Linked DNA regions of Mus musculus: region 2 is linked to region 1. A link is a loop called in an ENCODE intact Hi-C map of the cell type or tissue named here. Cell type or tissue: gastrocnemius. All regions are shown on one strand. Each heading gives the region's core, and the rest is flanking DNA. Links, peaks and the distances in the headings are about the cores only.

Region 1 (5,375 bases), core at 188-5,187:
GTCGAATCCCATCCATGGAGCTGGAGATACCATAATACCATCAAATTCTTTTTGAGATACCTGCAGATTACAAAATTTACTATTTCAAAATTATTGGTTCAATGGTTTGTAGTATATTAAGAAGTGTGGCATTCACCATTACCTAATTTTAATACATTTTCATCAACCCCTGCCCCTGAAAAAAAAAAAAAAAACAAAAACAAAAAAAACGATCCAGATTAGCAACCACTGTATACCTCTCTAAGCATTCCAAGTCCCTTATCTGATTCCTATTTCTATAGATTTGTCCATTCTGGATATTTCAAATGATGGAGTCAAACAGTATGTGGCAAATCATATCAGGCTCCCTTCACCTGGTATAATGCTTTCAAGGTTCACCCATGTGTTTGCATGGACCAGTACTTGATTCTTTTTGGTTTGGTCTACAGAGTCTCATGCAACCAAGGCTTGCCCTAAACTTGCTACGTAGGTCAAGCTGGCCTCGAACTCTCAATCCCCCTGTATCTGTTGAACACAGCTTTAACTTTATACTCTAATAACTGTCCTTTGGAATACAACAACTATTTTTTTTTAAGGAAGTCATTGATACGTGCTTCCTTTTTGCTTTCCTCTAAGCTGTTGACTAACCCAAGGTTACAATAAATTATGTCTAAGATGTCTTCCCAGGGCTTAGCCTGACTTGTGGATTAGATCCATTTTGAGTTATTTTTGTTCCGCATGAGATAAGGGTGGAGTCCCTCTGAAGGTTGACCCTACCCTGCCCCTACCACAACCACACAGAAGGGAGAGTTTGCTTTCTAATCCTAAACAGCAGTTATTAAGGAACGCCTACCTTCAAACCCCAGGCCCAGAACTGAAGGAGCAGGCTTGAACTATTTCCAAGTTCAAAGCTTTTGCTAGTTTAAATTTATCCTTCTATCTGACCTCTCTACAACGAAGTCAGAACACTGTACACATTAGAGATGAAAAATACAAAAAGAAAAACCCAGACTCGGAGAAGCTGATGCGTGTCTTGAAGCCACATGGGGACCCACCTGTCCGAGTTGGGATCTGACCTGATGCCTTGAGTATTAGCACAGCCCTGTCCCATGTTTATTTTGCTTTGCTTTGGGGCAAGGTGTCATGTAGCCAAGGTCAACTTGCTGTGCAGCCAAGACAGGCCTTGAGCTACTGATTCCTCTGCCTCCCTTCCTAAATGCTGGGGTTATAATCTGTGGCCCCACCCCTACTGGCTCTTATTCTTGTATGAACTTGTGCAAGAGATGTATGTCCCCTTTGGGTCTCAGTTTCATCATGGGAAAGGAAGAGAGTTGTGGCTGGAAAGCTTTAGTAATATTTTATCAAGACTTCAAGTATTTAGGGCTAACAGGTTTAATACTTGGGATAACCTTAAGAGGCAGGTATAGTCATTTTCCAGAAAAAGGCATGAGGTTTCTAAAGCCAGCACCTAAGAATACTGAGCCTGGAAATGGTAGGACTGGGCCAGAAACCTATCATTCTCTTCATAGTCAGTCTATATCCCCAAGTCACCTTTCCCCTTTAGACCTTAATTTTCCTCTCTCCCTGGTCAAAGTCAACACATATCCCTTTCTCATGTGTTGGTCTGCAGAGATATTCATTCTCTGAGTCCTTTGGGTATGGAGAGGGTTGGGAGAGAGAGCAAGGCTCAACCTAGCCTCTAATTCTATATCCTATGTCTCAGAAGAGCTGGGGATATAGAATGGAGATGGCATGGGGGTCCAGAAGAGATAGACCACAATGGATTACTGATGGAATATTTACTGAGATTCTATAAGATGTCAAACCTTGTTATGGGGTGGGAGGTGGGGCTGGAACAGAAAATAAGACAAAAATCCCTGTTCTCAGTTTATAATCTACCAAAGGGAGGAGAGACACAACAAAGCAATACACATCAACAGAAACAGATATTTGACAGTGGTGGGTGAACAGTGGCGGTGGCTACCCAGAAGCCTTAAGAGAAGATATTTTGGGTTTGGTTTCCTGCCAAAGCATCAAAAATAAACCATACACCCAAATACAAACGCGCGCGCGCGCACACACACACACACACACACACACACACACACACACGCAAGCACAAAGGAGAGAAGCCACCGACTCACAGGGAAGAAATAGCTTGTAAGAAAAAAGAAAATTAAATGAAGTAACGTGTAGGTGAAAAGGCCAGTCAATGGTATTGGATTCATTTAGTACAGAAGCTTTTATTGTATCCCCACGTGCAACCACGAGCATGGAAAACGCAGTGACATGGTGCATGTATAATCCATCTTCCACCAGTATGCAAGAAGCAGGTGAAAACTTAACTCCTACTCATAGTAGTTATGAACGTGCCTTGGATCACTTGGTCCGGGGCTTATCCAGCCTCTATGGTCTCGATCTCTCCTCCGGACGCCAGGGTGCGCTGCGCCGCTCCTTAGCTGCATGGCGTCTCGATCTTCCGATCTTCCCTTCTCGCTGCGCAGCGCTTCCGGTAGCGGGCGGAAACCCGGGCTGGTGGCTGCCGACGCCGGGGTCCCGAGGCATGGTGGGGGCGGGGCCGGGGGAGGTGTGCGCGGAGCAGGCTAGGGCGACCCTTGCCCTGGCCCCATGAGCCAGGACTCGACAGGTGAGGACTTGCCCTTTGCGGCCCGCGAGAGCTCCGCGGCGGGCTCCTCCCCGCATGCTCGCCGGGTCTCAGGAGCTCCGGCCCCCGGCTTTGCCCGGGGAGGCCCCGCCCTGGGCTTTTCTTTCCGGGGGCGACCATGGGCATGTGTGTCTGCCTCTTGGCATCCTTTTCTTGTTTTGGAAGCAGTCGCCAAGAGTGTGGGGACATGTGCACTTGCTCCAACGAGGAATAAACCTTGCGTTCACACAATTAGTGACCCGCTTTAGCCAGGCTTTCGTTTCAGACCGCACCGCACCAAAGCGTCTACCATGTGCCAGCCCCAGGGCTGGAAGAGTATACCGCGGTGACCGAAGTAGACCTGGTTACTTCCATTAGAGAGGGTACAGTTCAACGAGGAGACTCAAACATTAAACACAACCATGCAAGCGACCGTGTAAATTAAAAAAAAAAAATGTGACAGATGACTAGAGAAAGAAACAAGAAAAAGATGAGTCCTTTAGGTGGGGTGGTCAGAAAGACTTCCCCAAAACTTGACACTACTAACGTTGCAACGAGAGAATTTATGGCGTGGACCGGAGAGAATGTCTTCCGGAAAATGAAAGTTCCCCTGTGGTTACCCACGTTAGCCAAGAAGATGGCTTGAGGTATGCCCACCGTTTAAGAAGGAAGCTTGCTACGTGTTAAGCACTGTGGTGGGCATACAACAGATAAGTGTATACTTGACCCAGAGAGATCACCATAAATATACACATTAGTAAAATACAGAGAGTTGCAATTGAGTGGCTAGTGTGTTGGAATCTATGTCTCACTAAGTGAAGGAAGGCCTTCAAAGACAGGATGATGAGGCTGATATTGGAGACAGTTCTCAAAGGTGAAGAATTTAGTGTCTACAAAAGACCAGATAGTAGAGTTCAGTGTGTGGTCTGTTGCAGTCACTCTGCTCTTTTCCTAGGGCTAAAGTGGCTCTAGGCAATATGCAAATGAGCGAGTGGCTTTCAGGGAAGGGTTCCTTCCAAAAAACAACCAGAGGTGGTAGTTTAGAGACCTGACTCCCTCTGGTCTGGCGGCTCTGCAAGCCTTTTAGATCTTTATCCAATGGATGTAGCTTGTATGAGGATAAGCTTGAAACAAAAGGATTGCAAAACAATACCCTGACTATGTGTTGTAAGGGTTTTGTTTGTTTTGTGGTCCTGGGGAATCTGTTATGCTGCTCTTTATGAAAGCCTTTGCCAGAACACTACTACCACCTCCAAGCTTTTGAGATAGATCTCTCTCTCTCTCTCTCTCTTTCTATTATTGATGTGCAAACCTTCTTTGTTGGCCATTTGTATTTGAATCTGGGTTTGTGGCTATTTGTCGAGTTCTAAGAGTTCATTAAATATGTTAAGTATTAACCCCTTACCAGATATTTGGACAGCAAATACTCTGTTCACCCTGTAGGTTTTCCTTTCCCCTTTCCCTGGGGTAGCAGGGTAGGAGGTGGGTAGGGGTTTTGAGACATGGCCTAACTGTGTATGTAGCTCTGACTGTCCAGGAACGCACTATGTAGAGTAGGCTGGCCTCAAACTCACAGAGATCCACGTGCCTGCGGTTGGTCCAGGCCTTATTAACTACCAAATGGTGTTTGTTCATGTATGAGACCCTTTGGCTAGATACCTGAGGAAAGCCCTCATAGTCTTCCTGTCTCTGGCACTGATTTATAGACACCCAGAAGTATGCTTCACGGATCTCCTAGAGTTTTCGAAGCCAGGCATGTTGACAAGATTAATTGTGGCAAGAGAAGGCTTATTTTGGGACTCTATTCTCCATTGGCCTGTCTATACAAGTGTTAGAACTTGGTGTTTTTTTTTTTTAATCATTTGATTGATTGATTGATTGATTGATTGTGGTATAATAGGTTCTGAAAGCAGGAAGTATGAGCTCTACCTGTGTTACTGTTCATATCATCTTAGCTACTTTTTACTCTTTGAGATTTCCTGCTGCTTTTAGCGTGAAATTTTGTTTTCAAAAAAAAAATGCCATTAGGATTTCGATAGAGATTGCTTAAATTTACAAATTGCTTTAATATAACAGCCCAGCAAATGTATATGCGCAGTCCAGTGTTAACTTTTTTGTTTGTTTGTTTTTGTTTTTTTAAGACAGGGTTTCTCTGTGTAGCCCTGGCTGTCCTGGAACATTCTCTGTAGACCCAGGCTGGCCTCGAACTCAGAAATCTGCAATGTTAACTTTTTTAAAAAGCAAAAACAAAAACAAAAAAAAAGTTGGGGAAAGTAAAAGAGTTGACCCTTTGCCTCACCTGTGCAAGGCCCCAGCTTCAATTTCCAGCACCCTATAAGTGAAGTGTGGGTGCGTAACTCTTTAACCCTACACTGGAGAGCTGGGGCAGGAGGATCACAGTTGAAGGCCGTCCATGGTTACATAGCAAGATCAAAGCCTGCTTGAGCTCCTGTCTCAGAAATAAAGACAAGGTTTCAACCTGCATTAGCCTGACCTTGAACTCCAAGTGATATTCCCTCCTTGGCCTCCTGAGTGGAGGTGGTGGGGTTTTTTACTGTGTGCCCTTAGACCCTGAGTAGGAGATTTTTGTGCTGTTCATGTTTGATGTACTTTTTGGCTTATTCTTCGAAAATTCCTGTTAGTTTATACTTGGAAGGTATTCTTCGTGTCTTGTATCCTTCTTTTCAGATATTAAAATTCAAAATGTCAGGGTCACTGTGCAACTGTAATCGCAGAGGAATCCAGGTCACTG
Region 2 (5,375 bases), core at 202-5,201, 60 kb after region 1:
AATACAGTGTCTCCTCTAAACCCGCTACATGCCCTCATCCATGGGCTGTTTTGAAGCGAATCTAGTATCTATCATTTCAGAGGTAACCATAAAGACTCAAAATAATCCCACAAAACCAGTTATCCTATAATATTATTATAATTCAAATGCTTATGACATTCTATTCTCTGACCAAAAATTATTTTAAGTAAGTGAAGCTTTTTCCTAATTTGCTTTAAAATGGTAAATTGTAATTAAGACTGACTTTAAGCTGGGCAGTGATAGTGCACACCTTTAATCCCAGCACTTGGGAGGCAGAGGCAGATGGATTTCTAAGTTTGAGGCCAGCCTGGTCTACAGAGTGAGTTTTAGGACAGCCCGGCTACACAGAGAAACCCTGTCTAGAAAACACCCACCCCCCAAGACTGACTTTAAGCAAATTCTAAGGCATGTTTTCTGTCTCCCCTTTGGTTATCATCACCCCACTTTCTGCAGAGCTTTCTGGGTGTTCCTGGGAAGGGGAAAGTGAAGGGGAGCTGTCCAGGAGACCTGCTGGGTCAGCCCTGAGCAGGGACCACCTGCCTGTTGGTCTTGTTATGGAGTTCACTCCTCCCCTGGGGTCGCTTACACTTCAGGAGCTACACAGAAGCATTCTCATTCAGGGCGTACTGAAAAGGCACAGACACAGCAGGGTGTGGAGAGCTCAGAAGCCACGTCTGCATTAGCTCACGAGAAGGGAGAGAGATGCTGCTGTAGGCTCTGTGGCTCTTGGGTGCTCGCATTCTAGGCCAGGATTATCGTCTCCAGTGCTGTGCTGCAACTGTGTGGCAGGCAGGATGCCACCAAACTCAGATCCCACTTTCAAGTAGGACCTAGCCTGCAAAGCTGTCGCCAGTGCCCTATGCTTCTGCAGCTGGGAGCCCAACTGCACCTGTGTCTTGTGCTAGCACCCCACAGCACACAGTAGTCTTTCCTTCACCGCCACACTTAGCCCTGCTAGGGAAAGGGCAGTGCACAGGGCCTAAGGTAAGAAGGCTAACTAAGGGGCTTATACATTCTGGCTACTTTACAAGTAAATCATGTATCTGAGCACTGCTTCTCTCTCCACTTGCTTCGAATGCAGCCCTTCTGATGCTAGCATAGGAGTCCCAAGGACGGCAGAAACCCTTACAATTACACTGTACTCAATCTATTTTATAGTTTCATGAAACTTGAGTAAGCTTATAAAGAAAGAAGAGACGAAGCTAGCATCTGACACCCGACTTCTACTCCAAGAAGGCCTGAGGCAGAAGCAGTTCCTAGGGGACTCACGCGGGCACCCTTTTCTTACTTGTTGTAGGTTGCTTTAATGTGTGCAATTGGGACGTCCTCAAACTTCATCCCTGCCCACTGCAGAGAGCTCTCCTGTCCTGGAACCGGAGGGTAAAGGCTGCAATCAGAAGAAACATTTTCTTTAATTTCCTGATTGTTAGTTCTTTAAATCAAAGGAAATACATACATGCTATAAAATAAAATAAAATAAAATAGTTGAATACTGTGAGCCAAGCAAGGTGGAGGGCAGGGTGGAAGGCTGAATTCAAGGTTAACAGGGATACGTACAGCTTAGGATATACCGTAAGACTGCCCAGCCTCTGTTATCTACCACCACAAAAGGCCTCAAACCTCCCACACCATCCTTCCCCCAACACACACACCAGATCAAAAAAGCGCTGACAAACCCCTGGCTCTGGAGGAGGCGCTCTGCTCCTGTTACGGGTCAAACCTTATGGAGACTCTAGTGTTTCAGCGTTGGGAACACTGGCCTTGACGGTGTGCTGGGTTACTGGGTTCCCCTGAGGCTGGAGTCTTCCTGTTCAGGTGGAGAACTCAAGTCCCAAACAGAAAGAGGGCTAGCGCGCACGAAAAGCCAGGCCTTGGGCCCAGGGGACTGGCCTTGGGTCTGTGTTCTTTATAAGTGTAAACACGCACAGCACTGTCATTCAGCATTTCAGATGGGAGTCACTCGGCTGTTTCATTATGCCTACACACCTAAATCAGACTCAGACTTGTACTCACACACCCACACTGCATTTCTACTATGCTGAAAACACGCTACCATTCAAGCATCCCCCCACCCCGCCCCATCTGCTTCTGTAGGGATATTTTCAAAAGCTCAGCACACTGCATTGCTTTCTGTGGCCCAGTCTTAGCTTGACACACAGCCTCTGTGGGCGGCTGGCCTATCAGCTTCTGTACTGATAGGAAAGTGTCCCAGTCCTGTAGATGACACTACTGTTTCAGTGACCATCATTTCTCCATGGATTCCCCACCCGTGTTGTGCAAATACAAGTGTCAGTCTGAGTAAAACCAGTACAATGCCCTTTATATAGCAAGATCTAAACTAGGAGCCTAAGCCACTTAATCTAGGGCATGGCCAAGATCAAGACACCCCAGCCAGGAGAGCAACCATGAGTTTAAGACCAGCTATGATGACAGAGTTCCTGGTCATCCTGGGCTACATAGCAAGAGCCAATCACAAAACAAAACAAGACAAGATTCTCTCAGGTTGAAGGTATACTGAGTTCTTCTAAGGAAGGCTCTAAGAGAGATAGAGCTTTCTGGGACTAGTCTTTCTGCCTTCTCTCATGGCGGGGAGGTTCATTTACCAATGGACTGTTTTATTTTGAGGGTCTCAGTATATAGCTCTAGCTGGCCTGGAGCTCACTATGTAGACCAGGCTATCCCCCAATACAGGGATCTACTTGCCCCCGCTTGTACTGTACTGGAATCAAAGTGTGCTCCACCATGCCTGGCTTAATTGTAAAATCTTTAAAAGTGCAAATATAAGCAATTAAGGAATACTGAAAATGGGAGATCCAATCCCAAGTGGTCAACCCTGAGGTAATATTCATACAAGTAACATTATACAGACTGATCAGGTAATATTTATGTAGTTAGGAATACACCTCCGACAATTAAATAAAAAAAAAAAAAAGAAAGAGGTTATACATTTGAGAAGGAGAGAGGGGGATATAAAGGAAGTATTACAAAGAGAAAATGGAAGGGGGATGATACACTTATATTTAATTTAAAAAAATATTTAAAATGCAAATAAACTGCAAACACCATAGCTGGCTCAGTGTCATCTGGCACTACTTCTAAATAGCTACTGACTAATTCTGCTAGGTCTCCAAAAGATCTGCACTTTTATTTCTAAACCTTGTCTCCTTTAACCGTCATCTGTCCTACCTTGGCTATGCACTTTTTGGGGTCTCAGGCAGCCATTATCATTACCAACGCATGCATCATAACTTTGGCTTCAAGCATTCCTGGTCACCCCCGCCCCTGACCCCTTGCTATCTTCAGGGCAGCACTCTGAGGAGCCCGTCAGATTGCTGTCACTCCACATACCTCAGGTACTACTTCTCTCCTCACGGGGACTAAATCCTAGTCTCAACTCCCCTGTCTCTCTTCACAGTCTCCTGGCAAACTCCCAGCCCTTGTTAAATCCATCTCTCTAGATAATTTGAGTCTGTGCAAACACGGCATGGTTGACTGGTCTCTCTCTACACCAGGGCTTTTTGACTGACATTTTGGATTTAACACTTCTGTGGGGGGCTGCCTTGGGAACAGTGGGGTGCTTGGTAGCATCTCTGGCTTTACTTCACTGGATTCTATCTCCTAATTTATGACCACTAGAACTTTTTAGACACTGCTAAGAACCTGGGGGTGGGGAGGGGCAAAATCTGACTCAACCAAGACCCAGTGCTTCATCTTAATGAATTGCCAGCATCGAGCAGGCTCTCAAGATGCCTGACAATCATCCTCAATTCAGTTATCCTCCCACTCTCCTGGATGCCTCTTCTATATTTCCTTTTGTCTCTGTAAACATCTGAGCCCTGCCTGCTTCCTCGGGGCCAGCTGATGGCCTCTGCAGAGAAATAGAATCAATCAGACTTCCTTCCAGCTTCCACCACGGAACATCTGTGCCCAAGGCCTTGGAGGACTCTCCTGTCATCGCGCTCCAGCTGCATCACTAGCCCCACAAGGACACTGCTCTGGCAATGTTCCCACTTCAGTATCAGTCTTTCTCTGGTTCCCAGAAGCAAAACATACGGTCATGTCATAAAGTCAAGACAACAAGAACAAAACAAATAAACAAACAAACAAAAAAAAACCCCAAACAACCCCCCACCCAAAACTCCACACATTTTAAACCCCAAGTTCCTAAGAACTTCTCATTTTCCCTTACAGCAATGCTTCCTTAAAGGAATGACAATACTTGTTTATTTTCTTTGAAACAATGAGAAGTTATTTCTGAGCTCTCCATCAGAAAGGCTGTACTGAAGGTCACCAACCACCTCCATACTGTTAAATCCAATGAGCAATCATGCTAGCTGCTTGCCACCCCATCCTGTCTGCAGTGCCAAACACGGCTCGGGTCCCTACTTTGCTGCACCACACTAAAAGGGAAATCTTGTCTGGCTTTCTTCCTGTCTTGGGGAGGAGTTTTCTTTTGCTGGTTCTTCCTCCTTCCAGATATCCGTCTATATGGCATCTCTACTCCTACTCTGATGCTAAGTGTCTCAAATGTTTTCTTTTATTATACATGATTACACAAGGCCTTTCGAAAGCAAGCATAAGGCATCTTAAACTTAACCACACAGATCTCAACTCTTAGTCCCTGACATTTTAATATATAACAATTCCATATTTTCAGTTGTTTGGCGCCCAGTTTTGAGCCTTCACACCTCTCCTTTTCTCACATTTTATATTAACAGATCTGTAGCTGGGTGTGGACAGATGCCTGTAATCCCTAAGCACCCGGGAGACTAAGGACTGCCGCACATTCCAGGCCAGCCTAGGTTGCACAGCAAGACTTTGTCTCAAAACAAAATAAAACACAAAAACCAAAGTCCGCTGGCTAGTAAAACTATCACCCTATTCCAGACACCATTATTTTTACCTATATCCACTGCTTTCTAACTGCTTTCAAGTCTTCTCAGCTTCCATTCTTGCTCCCCATGGCTTCACATCAACACAGTGGTTATAGACTCCCTAAAGAGTAAGGCTGAGGCTGGGGCATGCTCTAGTAATTCAGGCACCCAAGAGGCCAAGGCAAGAGGATTGTGAGTCTGAGGGTGGCCTGGGCTGCACAGCAAGGCCATCCTAAAAATGAATGAATGAATGAACGAATGAATGAGTGAGTGAATGACATGGCATCAACTCGTCCCAGAACTGGACAGATACGGCTATGCCTGATTGCCTGCTTTACTGTTGGAGCAGGGACAGAACCCCAACAATCCTAGTAGTGTCTGGGATTGCCAAATGAACGGCTACAACGGTCCTGGATCAAATTCCATCAGTAGCTCCTCGTTGCCTGCAGGGGATAAAGTGTAAAAGCTCTAGGGAGACAG

Evidence for each region. Peaks named below come from ENCODE experiments on the same cell type or tissue, not always from the same donor. Only the 100,000 strongest peaks of a DNase experiment are listed, where the experiment ranks them.
Region 2: it touches region 1 in a loop (4-fold over the local background); 22 of 42 quality-filtered maps call a loop at or near these places.

Annotation. Positions count from the first base shown.
Region 1 is chr7:78,844,358-78,849,732 of GRCm38, reverse strand. It overlaps Det1 (de-etiolated homolog 1 (Arabidopsis)), which reads left to right and starts at 2,522. Exons shown (of 5, transcript NM_029585.3): 1 at 2,522-2,626. In gastrocnemius, for the core only: a CTCF peak has its summit at 2,411; a DNase peak (open chromatin) is centred at 2,485; H3K4me3 peaks cover 1,929 bases; H3K27ac peaks cover 2,699 bases.
Region 2 is chr7:78,784,708-78,790,082 of GRCm38, reverse strand. Mrps11 (mitochondrial ribosomal protein S11) reads right to left here. Exons shown (of 6, transcript NM_026498.2): 3 at 1,310-1,408. Among named protein-coding and RNA genes, the nearest start is that of Mrps11, 4.3 kb to the right of the region's middle. In gastrocnemius, for the core only: no CTCF peak of the experiment used is centred there; no DNase peak of the experiment used is centred there.